Regions from separate parts of the Homo sapiens genome. Here region 1 is linked to region 2. Evidence: chromatin loops called from intact Hi-C (ENCODE). Cell type or tissue: endothelial cell of umbilical vein. All regions are shown on one strand. Each heading gives the region's core, and the rest is flanking DNA. Links, peaks and the distances in the headings are about the cores only.

What was found. A loop is a pair of places that touch in the nucleus more often than their neighbours do. Peaks named below come from ENCODE experiments on the same cell type or tissue, not always from the same donor. Only the 100,000 strongest peaks of a DNase experiment are listed, where the experiment ranks them.
Region 1: it touches region 2 in a loop (4-fold over the local background); 48 of 110 quality-filtered maps call a loop at or near these places.

The regions. Positions count from the first base shown.
Region 1 is chr17:2,064,532-2,072,857 of GRCh38, forward strand. It overlaps SMG6 (SMG6 nonsense mediated mRNA decay factor), which reads right to left. Exons shown (of 19, transcript NM_017575.5): 16 at 4,247-4,400; 17 at 937-1,148; 18 at 542-623. It overlaps LOC107984988 (a long non-coding RNA gene), which reads left to right and starts at 7,065. Exons shown (of 2, transcript XR_001752757.2): 1 at 7,065-7,189; 2 at 7,385-8,326. RefSeq lists enhancers at 580-1,333, 5,698-5,917, 6,238-6,297, 6,668-7,867 and a silencer at 620-782. In endothelial cell of umbilical vein, for the core only: a CTCF peak has its summit at 671 (motif pointing right); DNase peaks (open chromatin) are centred at 670, 3,220, 4,350, 7,100 and 2 weaker places; H3K27ac peaks cover 7,844 bases.
Region 2 is chr17:2,167,323-2,175,648 of GRCh38, forward strand. SMG6 (SMG6 nonsense mediated mRNA decay factor) reads right to left here. Exons shown (of 19, transcript NM_017575.5): 13 at 5,336-5,537. Among named protein-coding and RNA genes, the nearest start is that of SMG6-AS1, 82 kb to the left of the region's middle. RefSeq lists an enhancer at 5,571-6,307. In endothelial cell of umbilical vein, for the core only: CTCF peaks have their summits at 2,922 and 7,839; DNase peaks (open chromatin) are centred at 5,109 and 7,659; H3K27ac peaks cover 4,124 bases.

The DNA of each region.
Region 1 (8,326 bases), core at 173-8,172, 100 kb before region 2:
ACCAAAGAGACCAGGAAGCAAAGCCCACTATTCACTGGGGAAATGCCTCTGCCCCAGGCCTGAAATAGGGTAAACACTCAGGGGTGAACAGAGAAGGTAGGAAGGTAAGCATGGCCAAGAAAGGGAAGTGTGCCCCAGGGACCCCTGGGGGGCTGCCCTCAGAGCTGCAGAGGGCTGGGCTCGGGAGACCATGGCCAGCACCAGCTACAGTGAATCATAAAGACATTCTTGCTGTCAGACGGAACTCACTGAGGACACCCAAGAAAGGAAACGGATGCATGCGGGGTGAAGAACCTCGCGGCCTAGGGCTGGGCTTCCTGGGCTAGGCTCATCTCTAGTTGGCCCAGGGTGCACCTGGCATTCCCTGGGGCTGGGGGAGCCAGGACAGGGAGGTTGGGCCTCAGGCATACATCAGCCCTGAGCACTGATTCCTTAGACTTCCCAGGCCAGAGTCAGTGGAGCCCTTCTCAGGGGCTGAGGATGGGTAGGATGAGGTAGGGCAGTGGGGATGGAAGATCCCAAGGCGGAGGCAAAGCTGTACCTTTGCTGGCGGGCATGAAGTCCTTAGCCTTGTCTTTGCAGTAGTGGAGGCAGCAGGACAGGATGAGATCATCGTTGTTACCCTGGAGGAAGACGTGTGTGAGAAGCACCACTGGGCAGAAGGGGGCGCCATGTGGAGGAGGAGGAGGGATCCTCTGCCTCGGGGGCCCTGGGCAGGGCCACCTCCCCGATCCCTCCCATGCATGCGCTGGCCCTGCCTGGCCTGATCTGACTGTGCTACGAGTGACTTAGGGGAGAAGGAACTCCCCCACCTGGGCCTCCATGGTGGCTGGCCCTCAGCTGCCCAGGCTGATGGGCCTCCTTCAGCCCTTCCTTCCTGGAGACCTTGTTCTGGAAGCTGGCTGTGGGCTTTCCCTTCCTGCCACAGGGTCTCACCAGCTGGCCAGTGATGTCCTCACTGCGGAAGGCGATGGATTCGAGTTCATTGCCACGGCTGGTCAGGGCTCGCAGGCAAGAGTCCCGACTCTCGAATCGCTGCTCGAGGAACTCGATGGACTTGCGGGCCTTCTCTTGTACCACACGGGCGTAGCCCCCAGCCCGGTGGTCTGTCTCCTGCCCCTTGGCCAGGCCGTCCAGCTCATTGATCACTGATGAGATAGAGCCCCACAAGGTATCAGCCTCAGCAATCAGCTTTCATCCTAGGCCTCTGTCCATTCACTTTCCCAGCCAACACCTTCCCAGACCAGAATCCATCCTTCCCCCACAGGAGTCTTCCAATGAAACTAGGGCCGGAGGGGAGCTTGTGGGGGCAAGAAGTGTCTCGAGATTTCACAGGGCTCTACTCCCTTTCTGTCTCTTCTCCTGGGCCCTGCCCTCCTCTTGGGAGGAACTTAAAGGAATCTTCTGGAGCTGCTGTATTTAGAGGAAGAAATCTGGTCCCTCTATTGCATTCCTTGGTTACAGGACTCACGTGAAAGGGTCCCTCAGGAGAGTCCAGGGTATGCAGCAGCTCGAGGGAAAGGGAGGCGTCCTTCCTTAACTCCTTGGGCCCACACACACTGCAGTCCAGGAGGGGTAAAGTTCTACCCCCAGCCCCACTGGTGGAGTGCAGGGAGGTCACCATGGAGGAAGGGGCAGTCACAGCCTCATTTGCAAGGCCCTGGTATTTCTCAAGACCAGAACCTTGGCACATCTACCTTCTCTGATACTGCACGTGTGTGTGTGCGCGCACGTGTATGTCTGTGTGCGTGTATGTGTCTGTGTGCGTGTGTACATGTATGTGTGTGTGTACATGTGTGTATGTGTATGCGTGTATGTGTGTACATGTGTGTATATGTCTCTGTGTGTGTGTGTGTGTGTGCCTGTCTGCCTCCCTATGTGTCTGGGACATGGCTTCATTTTCTGGTGAAGATTCTTTCCAAAATTCCAGCCAAAAGCCTGAGGTCAAGTGGGAAATATGTGCTCCTCGGGGGCTCTGGGAGAGTTTGGGGTCTGAGGCCTCTCCTTAGCGCAGTGATTCATGGCTCAGGGAGCCGGCGTGAGCATGCTGTTCCATGGTGAGCCTGGCACTCATTGTCTGGGTATTCGGAGACACTTTCTGGAAAGGGCCCATGTGGGAATACACACACACACACACACACACACACACACACACACACACACAATGCCCATGCTTTCGGCACCCTGAGGCTGCAGTGTCCACACAGTGCATGGCTGAGGTTGGGAAGCAGTGGTAGATGGGTGTATGGTACAGCAAACAACATCAAACAGGAAAAACGGGTATTCTATCCCAAAATCTGCTTTCCTGCTTCCAAACTAAACAGGCTTCAAAGAGGAAGCTTGTTTGTGCTTCTGCACCAGGCGGGGCTTCTCCACGCTGGGGTCAGGTCTGCGGAGCACAGAGCAGGTTAAAGAGCACCAGAAACAAGAAGGGAAAGCTGGCGGCTTAACCCTTTGCTGCTCTGGGCACAGGACGTGAGTCTACCAAGGAAAGCATCAGTAAACAGGAGCCCTCCTCTTACAGCCTCTGGGAGAGTCCAGGAGCCTGCCCAGCTGAGGCAGGTCCAGAGAGGCTGGCCTGTATGGCTGTAGCACAACTGTCAGTTCCCAGCACCCTTAGGCGTCGTCTCTTTGTCCTGCATGTATCTGCTGGGTTTTCTCATGCGTTTGCTCCCTCCCCACCGAATCCGGATTTCCTTACTAAACCCTAAGCTCCTCAGGGCCAAGGGCTACAGCCTGCCTTTCACCGGATCAAGAACAAGGAGACTCAGCCCACAGCCTGGGGTACGATCAGTCCTGGTGACAAAAAACCCTGGCAGCCTGGGACGGCGTCTGAGGCACCTTACGGCTCTTAGGGGGCTCCTGAGATGTCCACAGCCTCTTTCAGTTGTACCCTTTCCTGACCATCTAGCAAAACACTTTCTTTCCCCTGAAAAGCTCCTGGGTAGGAAAGCAGAGAGACATATGACCCGGCAAGGCAGCCCGCCCCAGCGAGGAGAAGGGAAAGCCTGGGACAACGTGATGGTTCTGCTGCCCTGCCTTGGTGACAGAAACTGTTCTACTGTTGAAGAGCAGAAAGCCTTCCCTTAGGTCTAAGGGCCTGGATTTAAGAGGTTCTGGCCAGGCCACATGGGGAGGGGAAGGAAGACGGGGAGGGTGGAGGCAGGGAGGAGGGCTGCTTCGGTGCCAACATTCTCAGGTGGTGCTAACGTGTTTCCCACAACCCCCCAGGGTTCTGCAGCCTCTGCAGGGGCGGATGTTTCCTGCCCTTTGTTTCCACCCCCATCTGGCACTAAGACACTTGGGACTGGGAGGGAAGGCCCAATGGAACATCTTGGCATGGATGTCAAAGGTGGCTTGGCAGGCAGACTGCCAGTCTGGTGGCTTTTCCAGAAGACAAGGCTCTCAAACTTGCTCCAAGTAGCTGCTGAGAAGGGGATGTGCAAACGCCTGGGCCTCCCAATCATCTCCTAGACTCTCTCCCTCCACAGAGGCCATCAGCTAGATATGAGCCCAGAGCCCAGAGCCCACCCTGAGGCTGACCCACCACAGAGCTCCAAGAACTAAGGGTACCCAGACGGTCCCGTGGAGACGGCCCAGCTGGGCCTCTCTGGCTAGAGGGTGGGAAAGCAAGCTAGCTGGGTCCTGAGATGCTGACCCTGCACCAGCACCAAGGCCCAGACAGTGGTAAGGGCCCAAGTGGTAGGAATCCACAGGCATGAGCCAAGGGCTTGCTCTGGAGGGTTCCTGCTGGCCTAGCCTTAGGGTGACACTGGCCAGAAGAATGCTACCTCGAACCAACAGAGTGATCATGAAAAGCTACAAGACAATCAGACCAAAGGCATCTAACCACTTCAAAATCCTCCCAGCCTCCCTGCCAGACCACCCAGCAGCACTGCCGTTATCTGCCAGGGCTGAGTGTTTACCAATAACGGGAACCAGCTTTGCTGTTTTACTGCAAGCTTTATAAGGATAAAAACAAGGGCTGGGCTCATGCAGCCTCTGGTTGCTGGGACACAGGAGTCCATTTGCTCAAGCAGTTTAAGCCATGGATCAGCCATGAGAATGTGAACTACTTTGATTATTAAACAGTTTTCTTTGCCCCACGCGTTCCCTACTCCCCTGCAAATCCCATCTTACACACGCACAGCAGGGCTCTGCCTGCCTGGCCCCCAGGCCGTGGGGCGTGTGTGGAGGGGGCTGCTGTGCACATGCAAGGCCGCTCTGCCCTTCCCGCCTGACTCACCGATGAGGGGCACCACCAGGATGTACTTCCTGCTCTCCAGCAGCCGCGCCAGACTGGCCAGGTGGTCAATGAAGCCGTTGGTGTCTGGTACGAGGAACAAAGGTCTGATTTCGAGCTCCATCTGCCTCATCTGACTGTGGTCCTCCAGGACAGCCTATGGGGACAGAGTGGTGAATGAGCCAGACAGCGAGCAGGCAAGCAGGTGGGTGAGCCAGGGCCCTGACACTACGGTGTGTCAGCATCCTGCCCCTAGGAACCTCTTCCCCTCCACAGTAATAACCAGTCCCCGTCGGGTCTCAGGGATAGGCCCAAGGGCTGAGCATAGCACTGCAATAAAAACAGAGCTCAAGGGGCCCAGGGAATGGCATGGGTACAACCCTGCCGAGGGCTGAGAAAGGATCCTGAGGATATTCAACATAACAGGTCTCTCAAAGTAAGACTGGGACTCAAATTCAACAAGGGAGAATTAGGTTCCTTAGATATGAAAGTGGTTTCACATACATTATCTAGAAAGCCTACAGAGGAGGTACTTTTCAATCTAGACATGAAAATGCAAACAGAATCTGTTATTTTGACTTACTTCACTGTGTAGCTAAAACAAAACAAAACAAAATAAAATATACCCTGGGCAACATGCTGAAACCCCGTCTCTACAAAAAAAAAAAAAAATTAGCTGGGTGTGGTGGCACACGCCTGTGGTCCCAGCTACTTGGGAGGCTGACATGGGAGGATTGCCTGAGCTCTGGAGGCGGAGGCTGCAGCGAGCCGAGATCACACCACTGCACTCCACCCTGGGTGACAGAACGAGACCCTGTCTCAAAAAACAAAAACAACAACAACAAACAACGAACAATGAAGTTGAACTCAAAGGCTATACAAAAAAGTGATACTGACAGCTAATAATACGAAATTCTCCTGCAGCAGCAGCCGAAGTCCGTGCAATGTGATGAATTAAGACTCAACTCATGTGTCTGCAAAGAGCAACACCCAGGTCGATCACAATGGCCCACCACCTTGCCCTTGACCAGCGCAGTTTCCTAAACACGGGTCTTTTCTGTTCTACCTCTGCTCCTTTGCCACGAATCTGTACCAGCTACACTATTATTTACTCGACGTTTTTCTTTAAACTGACTTTGTCACTTTTTTTCTTAGCCTCTTCTTCAGCAACCATATCGTGGTACTAAGCAATTGACAGCCTAGTCATATGCTTACTAGTGCAAGCTAAACTGCCAAACAAAAAGTAGACAAAAGAATAAAAGCAGAAGAGTCTCCTTGGCCCCACTGTCCCACCGCCTCCTCTAGCACCTCTCACCAAGCACGTGGCCCAGCGCTTGCCTTCCCTGTGGACTTTCACATTTCTCAGGGAAGTTCCCGAGAGATGCACATTTGCAAAAGCCTGATTTTCTTCTCTGACAGCCTTACACGTGTGGCAGCGGCCCTTCGAGACCGGCTCTGGGTATGTCTGCCACTACAGAACATGGCCACTACTGCACTGCTTCCTCTTCTGGGGACCATGGCCAAGAATCGAACTGATCTGCTGGCATCTGCCCAGACAGCATGCTCCCTGAGTAGGGAGGTGGAGGGCACCCACACAAACCTGGCGGGGCCAGGAGGGCAGGTCCCAGCCCTGTCACACCCTCTCATGGCCTTCTGCCACAGAGCAACTTGCAGAGACCCAGATGCAGGCACAGGGCTGGGGAAGTGGACGTGCGTGCCAACCGAGATGGGGCCCACAGTGCTGGTCCTGGCCACCAACAGTCAGTGAGGAGGCTGCTCAGGTTTCACTGACAATGACAGTAAAACTGAAAGGGCATGCCTTCAAATGATGGGGGTGGCTTCTCTGTGACCTGCCAGGGACCTCTCCCTATGAGTAAGTTGTTGCTGCCACTGCCACCACAGCTGGTAAAGGCACAGGCTACAGAACGCTGGCAGGCATGAGAAATGCAGCTCAGGGGCCCGCTCTGCTGAAGTCTTCCTACTGATCTCACCTCATGAGAGCAAGGTGCCACTACTGCGGGCTACCTTCCCATGGGAGGCGGGGTCACTGACCCTCTACATAGGGCTGCCACCTAGAGGGTGACAGGCATTCCAACAAACCTGGCTTGGGCAGTTTGTAAGAACAGGAAATGGTCCCTGCTCAGGTTCAGTAAACCCCTCTGCCCTTTCTCCTCTTGCGGAGGAGCATCAGCACTCTCGTTCCTCATTTCTCAGGCCATGCGCTCTCCGTCTAGCTCTTCTGTTGCCAGGCATGCTCTCCTGGTACCGTGGCTCTCAAATCTGTCTTTCTGGGTGAGCAGGGACAGAACAAGCATGGCTTAGGGAGACGTGGGAGCAGTGGCAGCTGGAGTGACAGGGGCTGGGGGTCCGGCTCTGCACTGCGCCTCTGCCTCTGCCTCTGCCCCGCAAGTCCACTACCATCTCAGTTCTCCTGCCTTGAGAAACAACCGTCCAGCCTGGTCTGACTCTATCAAGGAAGTGGCTGCCATTTTTTTTTTTACCCTATGTGAACAGTCAGCTCCTAAGCCCTGGTACCATCCTACCTCTATTGCTGGCAATTAGGCAGGAGAGCCTTGAAGCCAGGTGGCTGAGGGATGCTGGGGACAAACTGAGCCTACCTGTGTGTTCTGATGGCAGGACAGAAGAAAAATCTAGAAGCGAGGTCCAGAGACGCTCTAAATTCCCCGGGTTCTTAGCTCTGGCTTGCAGCTAGAAAGGTGAATAGGCCGCAGCCTTTCAGAGGGGGCTTCCCTGGGTGTGGGGTGGGGCCAAGCCCCGTGAGGGTGGTCAGAGCTGTGCTGCCATCATCCGGTCCCAGGGACGCCCGCAGACAACTTCCCTTAACCTGGCTCTGCCCAGTGAGTCACCAAACAACTGCTTCCTGTTCCCCGCATGCCCTCATGGAGTCTCAGGAGATGAGATGAAGCTGCTCCCTTTTCTCCTGGGGTACCGGTGGGCCTCTGGGCGGGGGGGGTCACACCTGGGTCACAAGACTGGCTCAGTCCCCTTAAAAAGAGTGGCAGGCGGAGGAGGGCTTCGGAGTCCACAGGCACCCTTCTACGGGTGTCTGCATTTCCGGCCCTTTCTGAGTGGCGCTGTGTGTGTGTGTGTGTTTAGCATCTGCCCTCCCAACTTTTCCAGATTTTACCCGTCAGATTCCTGGCAGCTGTGCACGGCGCCTGTGCCGGCCGTCACGTCCCATTCCGATCTCTGGGTCGCACGGTAAGAGGAGGACACAGGATGCGCAGGGAGTGAAAAAGTGATGTCGGTGGGGAGAGTGCCAAGTCCCCACTCGCAGCCATGGGACACTTGGGGAGCAGGGGAAGCATGCCGCTGCAGAGTTCAGAGGCCGGTAGTGAGGTTTATTTTTGTTTGTATGAGTAAAAAGCTGCAGAAGCCTCTGGTGGGGGTGAGGGGGGTGCAACCGGAATGCTGTGGTTCAGACAGACTGGCCCTGGCATGGAGTCAAGCGTGCTGACCCGGAAGGAGAGTTCCACAGGAACCTTCTAACAGCAGCTGAGGTTGGGCCACAGTGATCCCTGGATAGTGCCCTTGGAACCCAAGCAACACACGGACACTCTGAATCAGGTTGGTAGCAATAAGGACCCAAGTTGGCATAAAATGTGGAAGAAAAAAATAATTCTGTTTCTGGAAGGTGCTAAGTAACTAACTTTCTCTAAGGTATGGGAGTTTCCTGGAGCAAGCTGGCAGAGAACTGGGAAAGAGATCATATACAATAATACCTAAGGAGGAAGCTAACAGGCTTGGGTCTCCAGGAAAAACTTTTGCAGGTTAAGTTCCTTCTCTACGGTGGAGATGATCTTATGATGCTTACCGCTGCAAGCTGAGACACTGAACATTACAAGTAACAGCAATTCAATGAGCTGACACAGGAGGTGTGGCACTTGGAGAACCTGGATCATGAAGCAGAGCAAGACCAGGAGAGGGCCTTCTGAGGTCTTCCTTCTGCTTAGGGGCTCCCATAGGGAGTGCGGCTGCTTCCTTCCCTCTACAGGGTGAAGAATCATTCATCCCTGAGCCTCTCTGGCCAGAGCAATGTCTTCAACAGAAATTAGAAGCTTT
Region 2 (8,326 bases), core at 132-8,131:
CTAGAATGCAGAAGAAAAGCAAAAACAGATTAAAGTGATGACAGAAAAAGTGACATATAGGACAAAGAATGGAGATCTAATGTATCAGGACAGCAGAAATTACTGAAGAAAAGAATAGAACAAAGAGAGTATTTGCACTCAAAGGCATATAAGGTGAAAACTTTTCTGCTTCAAAGATACAATGATTACGTTAATGCCAAATCAGTGCTCTTGAAGCACGCCTTCACCGGGGTATTACCAGCTCAACAAAACTCAAGAACTCTTCAAATTCACTTATGGTGCCACTCACATCTTTATATATGGCACAAACTGTCTCTCGAACTAGGAAGATACCTGCCTTATGTGTCTGGATCTCCCAGGCTGTGTTGGCAATACGTGTTTCGTAAGTATCTGCAGAATAAGCATCAAGGCAGGACCAAACATGAGACTAATCTCGACCAGCAATAAAGCTGCTCACGTTGCTGCCACTGATGAGCACTGGAGATATGTTTTACATTTCCTAGTAATGAACACTAGAAGCTGGAGGAAATGTTTATATTTTTCAAATTTCCTTTTTCTTTCTTTTTTTTCAGACGGGGTCTTGCTCTGAGACCCAGGCTGCAGTGCAGTGGCGCAATCATAATGAGCACCAAACCCCTGCACTTAAAAAGTTCTCCTGCCTCAGGCTCCTGAGTAGCTGGGACTACAGGCGCTTGCCACCACACCTGGCTGTTTTTAAACTTGTTTGTAGGGACAAGGCCTCACTATGTCACCCAGGCTGGTTTAGAGATCCTGGTCTCAAGTGCTCCTCCCACTTTGGCCTTCCAGAATATTGGGATTACTGGTGTGAGCCACCATGCCTGGCCCTTTTGCAGGTTTTTTTTAAAAAAATTTTATTTATTTATTTTTTGAGACAGAGTCTCACTCTGTCACCCAGGCTGGAGTACAGTGGCACAATTTCAGCTCACTGCAACTCCACCTCCCAGGCTCAAGCAATTCTCATGCCTCAGCCTCCCGAGTAGCTGGGATTACAGGTGCCTACCACCATGCCTGGCTAATTTAGTAGAGACGGGATTTCACTATGTTGGCCAAGCTGGTCTCGAACTCCTAGCCTCAAGTGATCCACCCGCCTCAGCCTCCCAGAGTGTTGGGATTACAGGCGTGAGCCATCACGCTAGGTCTGCTTTTGCAGATTTCTAAAAGGTCAAGAGTTCCTAAAGATTCAACTCCTAGGTTGGCCATGGAAATGACCCATGTGAGCTTATCATCATTCTTTTCTCTTGAGCCTCAGTATCCTCTTTTACAAAATTTGAAGGGTGTGGCTCACACCTATAATCCCAGCACTTTAGGAGGCCGAGGCAGGAGGATCACTTGAGCCTAGCCTGGGCAAGATGGTGAGACCCCGTCTCTATTAAAAAACAACAAAAAAAGTTTTTTTTGTTTTGTGTTGTTTTGTTTTGTTTTTGAGACGGAGTCTTGCTCTGTCACCCAGGCTAGAGTGCAGTGGCACGATCTTGGCTCACTGCAACCTCTACCTTCTGGGTTCAAGCAATTCTCCTGTCTCAGCCTCCCGAGTAGCTGGGATTACACGGCCCGCCACCACACCTGGCTACTTTTTCTATTTTTAGTAGAGACGGGGTTTCACAATGTTGGCCAGGCTGGTCTCAGACTCCTGACCTCGTGATCCGCCTGCCTCGGCCTCCCAAAGTGCTGGGATTACAGGCATGAGCCACCATGCCCAGCCAAAACTTTTTTTTTTTTTAATCAGCCAGGCATGGTGGCACATGCCTATAGTCCCAGCTACTCAAAATACAAAAAATTTAGCTGGTCATGGTGGCGTGCCTGTAATCCCAGCTACTCGGGAGGCTGAGGCAACAGAATCGCTTGAACCCGGGAGAAAGAGGTCCCGCAGAGGCGGGAGGATTGCTTGTGCGCAGGAATTTGAGGTGGCAGTGAGTTATGATAGTGCCACTTACTCCAGCCTGGGTGACAAAGTGAGACTCATCTCTTAAAAAAAAAAAAAAGGAGGTAATAATACTTACATGGCAGGCTTATTTAGAGAACTTAACGAAATACTGTACAGAAGTACCTAGCTCAGGGACTGATACATGATAGATACTCAGGAGATGTTATTTTCCCCTGCCGTGGATGGAGAATAATAAAGCAGAGTACCACTTTATATGATTATATGATGTGGCCAGGGAAGCTCTCTTTACCAAGGTGATAGAAGGGAGTGCGAGAGGCACACAGCCGAGTACAGAGTGTTTCCGGTTAAGAAAAGAGCAACTGCAAAGACCCTGAGGCATGAGCGCTTGGTTTGTTTGAGGAACAGCAAGGATGTCAATGTGACTAGAGCACACTGGGTTGAAGGACAGTAGGAGGACCTGAGGTCAGAGAGCTTGGGAGTGGGATGAAGGTGGGGTCACATAATGGAGGGCATCGTAGGCCACTGTGAAAACTTTGGCCTCTAAGTGAGAGGAGCAACCATCAGAAGGTTTTGAACTAAGAAATGACATGATCTCACTGATATTTTAAAAATAGACTGAAGAGTAGAAGGGGGAAGGAACCAGAGCAACCAGTCAGAAGGCATTTCAGAGAACTGAACCAGGGTGCAGTGGGAAGACAGAATTGTATCTGTGTGTGTTTTGAAGGTAAAGAAGACATTACCTGCTGATGGATTAGATATGGAAGTGTGACAAAGAAGTGCCAAGAATAACCCCAAGCATTTTGACACAAGCAGCCCAAAAATCAAGGCTGCCATTTACCAAGATGGGGAAGGGTAAAGGAAGACCAGGTTGGCGGGCAGCGGGTGGGGCAGGATTCAGGAGTTTGGATTTGGACATGTTAGGTTTGACATACCTATTTCACAGTCGTTGAAGTGGAGACCTACCTTAGTCTCACTGAGCCGCCACTGCCCCCTAGGTAGCCTGTGGATCACTACATAGGCTGAGGGCTGGTCTGCTGGCTCTGTGTTCTCCTCGAGCCAAAACACATACGTGGTATCTGACACTAGAGCTGAGAGAGCTGATGAAGATGGGGCGTAGGAAGAGTCTGAAGCTCGTTAGGACTCTTCTACTCAGCACCTGTCCCACACTAAAAGACAGCTTCAATAGCGAACTCCCCAAAGCATCCTCTGGAATCAAGACCACCTTGTGATCACCAAAGAAAAGTATGGGGATCCTCTGGCCCAAGCCATGTCATCCAGTCTCTCTTCTAACTCAACATCTTCCACATGTATAAAACAACTTGTTAGCTGTCCTCAGCCTCACATACTACAAATCCCCATTATTTTCCCATTCTGAGACTAGAAGAGCAGAATTTCACTCTACGTTTTTGTTGGAAAGGCAAAAAGTAAGTATTCCTCTTGGGAAAGAAGGGTTCTCTGATTCCCAAGATGTAGTAGCCATTAAGTGCATCCAAAGAGTATGAGTTTTTGATATATCAATGTCTAGAACCTTAATCTACTTACAGCAATTTAACCAAAGGGAATATATGCTCAAATTCTGCTACAAGAAATTGATACACTATTCATAACTGTAAAAAAATTGGGAACATTCTCTTGGTTCAATAAAGCAAAGATTGGTTAAAGAAATCTTGGAATATAAAAGAATTCTGGGTAACTATAAAAATGATTCCATATAAGAATATATTAAAAATGTTAGGAAAAAAGCAGATTACAAACAGTATATACAGCTGGGCATGTTAGCGCAGACCTATAATCCCAGCACTTTGGGAGACTGAGGCAGGTAAATCACTTGAGTTCAGTAGTTTGAGACCAGCCTGGCAACATGGTGAAACCCCATCTCTATAAAAAATACAAAAATTAGCTAGGTATGAAGGTGGGTGCCTGTAGTCCTAGCTATGTGGGAGGGTGAGGTAGGAGGATCACTTGAGCCTGGGAGGCAGAGGTTGCAGTGAGCTGAGATTGTGCCACCATACTCCAGCCTGGGCAACAGAGTGAGACTCTATCTAAAAATAATAATAATAAAATAAAATAAAAACAAATAGTATATATAAATATTAATATAACCTCCAGTTTTATTGAAAATGAAAGAGTGTGTGTGTGTGTGTGTGTGTGTGTACTATAAATTAAATACGATTATATATGATCAGCAAAATAACAGTGCTCTCACTTCTGGGTAGAAAGAAGGATTACGGATAATTTTTCCTCTTTTTATTTGTGTGTGTTTTCCAGATTTTCCACAGTGAACAAATACTCTTTTATACTAAAAACTGTTTGTTTGCTTGTTTGCTTGTAGAGACAGGTTTCTCATGTTGCCAGGGATGGTCTCAAACTCCTGGGCTCAAGCGATCCGCCCGTCTCCGCTTCTCAAAGTGCTGGGATTAAAGGTGTGAGCCACTGCAACGGGCCAAGACTTTATATTCTACATAAAGTCTCTCATATTTGTGGCTCATGTTTGGAATTTTTACTTTTTTTTTTTTTTTTTAACATCTCCCTATGTCCCTAGTATATACTTCATGTAGGTCAAAAGACTTCCTCCTGAGAAGACATTTGTGGAGCCTCCCCAAAGGCCTGTCCCCAGGGGATGTGATCCTCACTACTCTGCAGAGAAGTCAGTCACAGGGTATTCCTGCCTCCACACAGCACTTCGCTCCCAAGCTCGGTGGCTACTACTTCCCTAGCCTAGTAACTGTTATTACACGTGGGAAATGTGAAGCCGACTGGACTACCCCTACTCTTTACCTGGCTGAAAACCCAACTGATAAGCAGAGACTAAGAACTCCACAGTCTCCAACAGCGCAACAGGGAATCGGCTTTGTTTTCTATAAACAGACAGGCAAGAAAAACGTTCAGGTTAAAACGCAGTCCTCAGAGGAAGGAAAATAGAAACCAGGCAGTGGGGAATGCTTCATATTCCTACAAGTTTTTTTTTCTAAGTTAACACATGGTGTCTGCTTCTCTCTAGTCACCTATTTATCACTCTCCTCCTCAGAGAAGGGAAAAAGCCCTGGCTGTTTTCCTAGTGCAGAGCTTTGTGGCGGAGGGGGGCGGGGAGGAAGGGGGAGAAAGGAGGGTGCTTTAAGCATGATGCAAACCATTTGGAGCTGAGTGAGAGCACTGCCAACACAAGCTGCACTATTTAAACAAGTGAGGAAATGATCGTATATACAACATGCCAGCAAGCACACACACACACCAAAGGAAGTCGAGAGGGCTTTTTTTTTTCAGGACACAGAGCTGGATGTCAGCGGCTAAAAGGTCGATATTTTCCCTTAACACCCTTCTCAATGACTTAATCATGTTCCATTTGCACAGAAAACTTCCCAAGAATAAAAAAGTCTGGAGAATTAAGAGGAGGGGCGAATGGGGAGGGATGTTTGGCCTGGGGCTGACCTTATCCGAGGTTTTCTCCACGTAGCAGGGGTCCTGAGGGGCAGCCAGCAAGGGGACAAAGCCCGAGAGAAGCCGATCCTCTTCCAGGATAAGAAGGGTGAGGTCATCATCCGGGTCCTTGTACAGTGGCACCTCAGACTGATTCACTGCAGTCAGTATGTTACAGAAATCAGCCAGCGTCGACCATACATCCACAGCAACACTGTGAGAAATAAGGTAAGAAAAGAGCAGCTCTAAAGAGGGACCAGTAAAAAAAAGTATTCTCAGTATTTGTGAGCAGGGAAGTACTTGCAGCAAATGTTGTCTAGGCTGGCATCTGCCAGGAAATCATACCCCAAAAATGCTAGGAAACAAAACTGTGCCCAAGGCAGCAATCTGAGGTATGTGTATGTGGATTTATGCAAAGTTGAAATTGATTAGGGGGAGTTTTTAATCCTCACCAGAGAGGAAAAAGAATTTGGAGACTCAGTTGCCTAATGCAGGGTCCTGTCATCTTTCCAGACAGTGTGCCTGAGACGCTTACTCAAACACTCTAGACACCCAGTGCTTGTGGCTGCTCCCAGAATTCCCCACTGCTGTCCAGCCAAGTACATGCCACACAGACAGCAACTGAGCACCAGCCTCTCCTCCTCCAGCCACAGCCATGGAGGGTCTAGTCACAATACAGCAAGAGTCATGCATGTTTTCCTCCTACAATGCTTTAGAAATCTCTTCCCTATATATAGGCAGGCAATCAATCAATCAATCAACCAATCACACAAACAAACAAAAACCTCATTCCTGGCCCATCAAGATCCTCACAGGAAGGTAAAGCCTCTTACACAATTCATCAGCGCTGTCTCAGCCATTCCACACCTCTCCTTTCTCTCATTTGTGGAAGGTGAGATACAGGGTGATCAACTATTCCGGTTTGTGTGGGACTGTCCCAGTTTTAGCACTGAAAGTCCCACGTCCCCAGAAACCCCCCAGTCCTGGGCAAACTGGGATGGCTGGCTGTCCTAATTGCGTATCACCAGGTCCTGGCTGAACCTGAGAAGAAACCTTGAAACTGCAAAGTCTGGCTCTCCTTAATTGAAATTTCAGCATAGAATTATAAAAAAAGAGGTTCATTTCTCTGTCACCATCACTTGTCAAAAATCGACTGTGGGTCAGATTCCTGCTTTGGTGGGTGCTGAGGATCCATAAAGCTTTTTTTTTTTTTTTTTTTTTTTTTTGGCCTGCCCAGGGATACTACAAATTGTGGTAAGCATATAGGGCCTGCCAAGGCTACAGACTTGGCTTTCTTCTCCAGGAAAGCACCTAACCAGGAGTCTGGAACAGATAATATCCTATGGATGCTAAGTTTTACTCTAAAAGAAGAGAGATGCATAGGAGAATTACAAAGAAAAGCTTCACAATTAGATTCATGAGCTAGAGTGGCAAGAGGCAATATGTAAAGAGAGCTGTAAGAATCATCCTGGGCGGGGTGTGGTGGCTCACGCCTGTAATCCCAGTACTTTGGGAACATGAGAAGGGAGGATCACTTGAGGCCAGGAGTTCAAGACCAGCCTGGGCAACACAGTGAGACCCTCTTGCTAAAAACAACAAAGAAGAATCATCCTGGAATCTCCCCAGTGGAGTTACTGCCTATGAGTCCTACTAGGGAGGGGCCTCAGATCTAAGCAATTTGTTTCTCCTGGAGACCAAGAATCTTTGGGAGATGGCAGAAAAGAAAGCATTCAAGGGACATGCCACCGAAGGTGACAGTGGGGGAGAAAGTGGAGCAGAGGTATGGGAACTCCCTGACTGGCTCCAGGTGGAAGGAGGCTGCAATGGTTTATTTACTGTAATCATTGCACTAGGAAAAGGCAATGAAATGAAACATCTTGTTTTCAAGAGTGTCCTGGGAACCAGACGGAACACAGCCCCATTAATCACACAACGGCACATAATCAACACACGTGTACTGCAGAAGTAACTCGCTTCACAGGCTTTACCCAGGAAAAAGAACATGTTTGGGAAGAATCACCGGAGGGACGAGTTTTCTAAAGCCTCTCTCAGCGCAGACACCGACAACCAGACTCATTCACAAAGCTCCATCTTTTGGCTCAGCCGGGTTTGGCTGTCAGAAATGTTTAAATATGGAAAAAAATAAACAGTTGCAACACGTTTCTGTGCAGAGATCTGCCTGAGCTCCTTTGTGATGTAATGGGAAACGCGGCATTCAGGCTACCAGCTGTAGAATAAACAGAACTTCGAGGGTTAAAAGGAACTGAACTTTCCACGACCCCATCTGCAGAGAAGAAAATAATAAGAGGAATGATGCACTGCCCCACAGCCCTGATAGTTTATCCTCCGGTCCCGGCTGCAGAGACAAGCACCGGATGTGATAGGGCTGCTCAGGGCCGCCTCCGAGGTTAGTGCTGCCCATGGGAGACGCACAGGGAGGCTCTTCCAGTTCCCCGCTTCCTCCCCCAGTGCCCTGCTGGCCACTTGAGCCCGCTGCCTGAGTCTGATCCCACAGCACTGGTGAGCTTTGGCCAACAGGCACTGCTCGGCTGCAGAGCAGCAATTTGGAAAATAAACAGGAAAGACGACAGTGAGAAGGAAGAAGGTGAAAAGTCTCCCAGCTGAATTCTTGGCTTGGGGGCCCTGGTTGGTGCGTGCAGGTCAAGGCTGCTGCAGGACATAGTTGGGGGTTGGGGGTGGTGTGGGCAGCAGCATCCCCAGCCAGAGAGAGGCGGCCGAAAATTACCCACGGCTGCCACAGTGGGAGGCCCCACATCCCTCTCTCATCCTCCCACCCCTACCATCTTGGATCCAAGATGAAGAAATATGTGGTACCATGTGGTTCTCATTACCATGCTCTCCTGTCCCCTAAGGCTCAGATAAACCAAAACTGACTCCTCCCAGAGACTGCTGGCCACCACTAGGGACCCCTGCCCACATACGCCTTTTTGCCCATTACCACCCACCTTGTACCAAAACCTTGAGACTCACTGCAAAAATAAG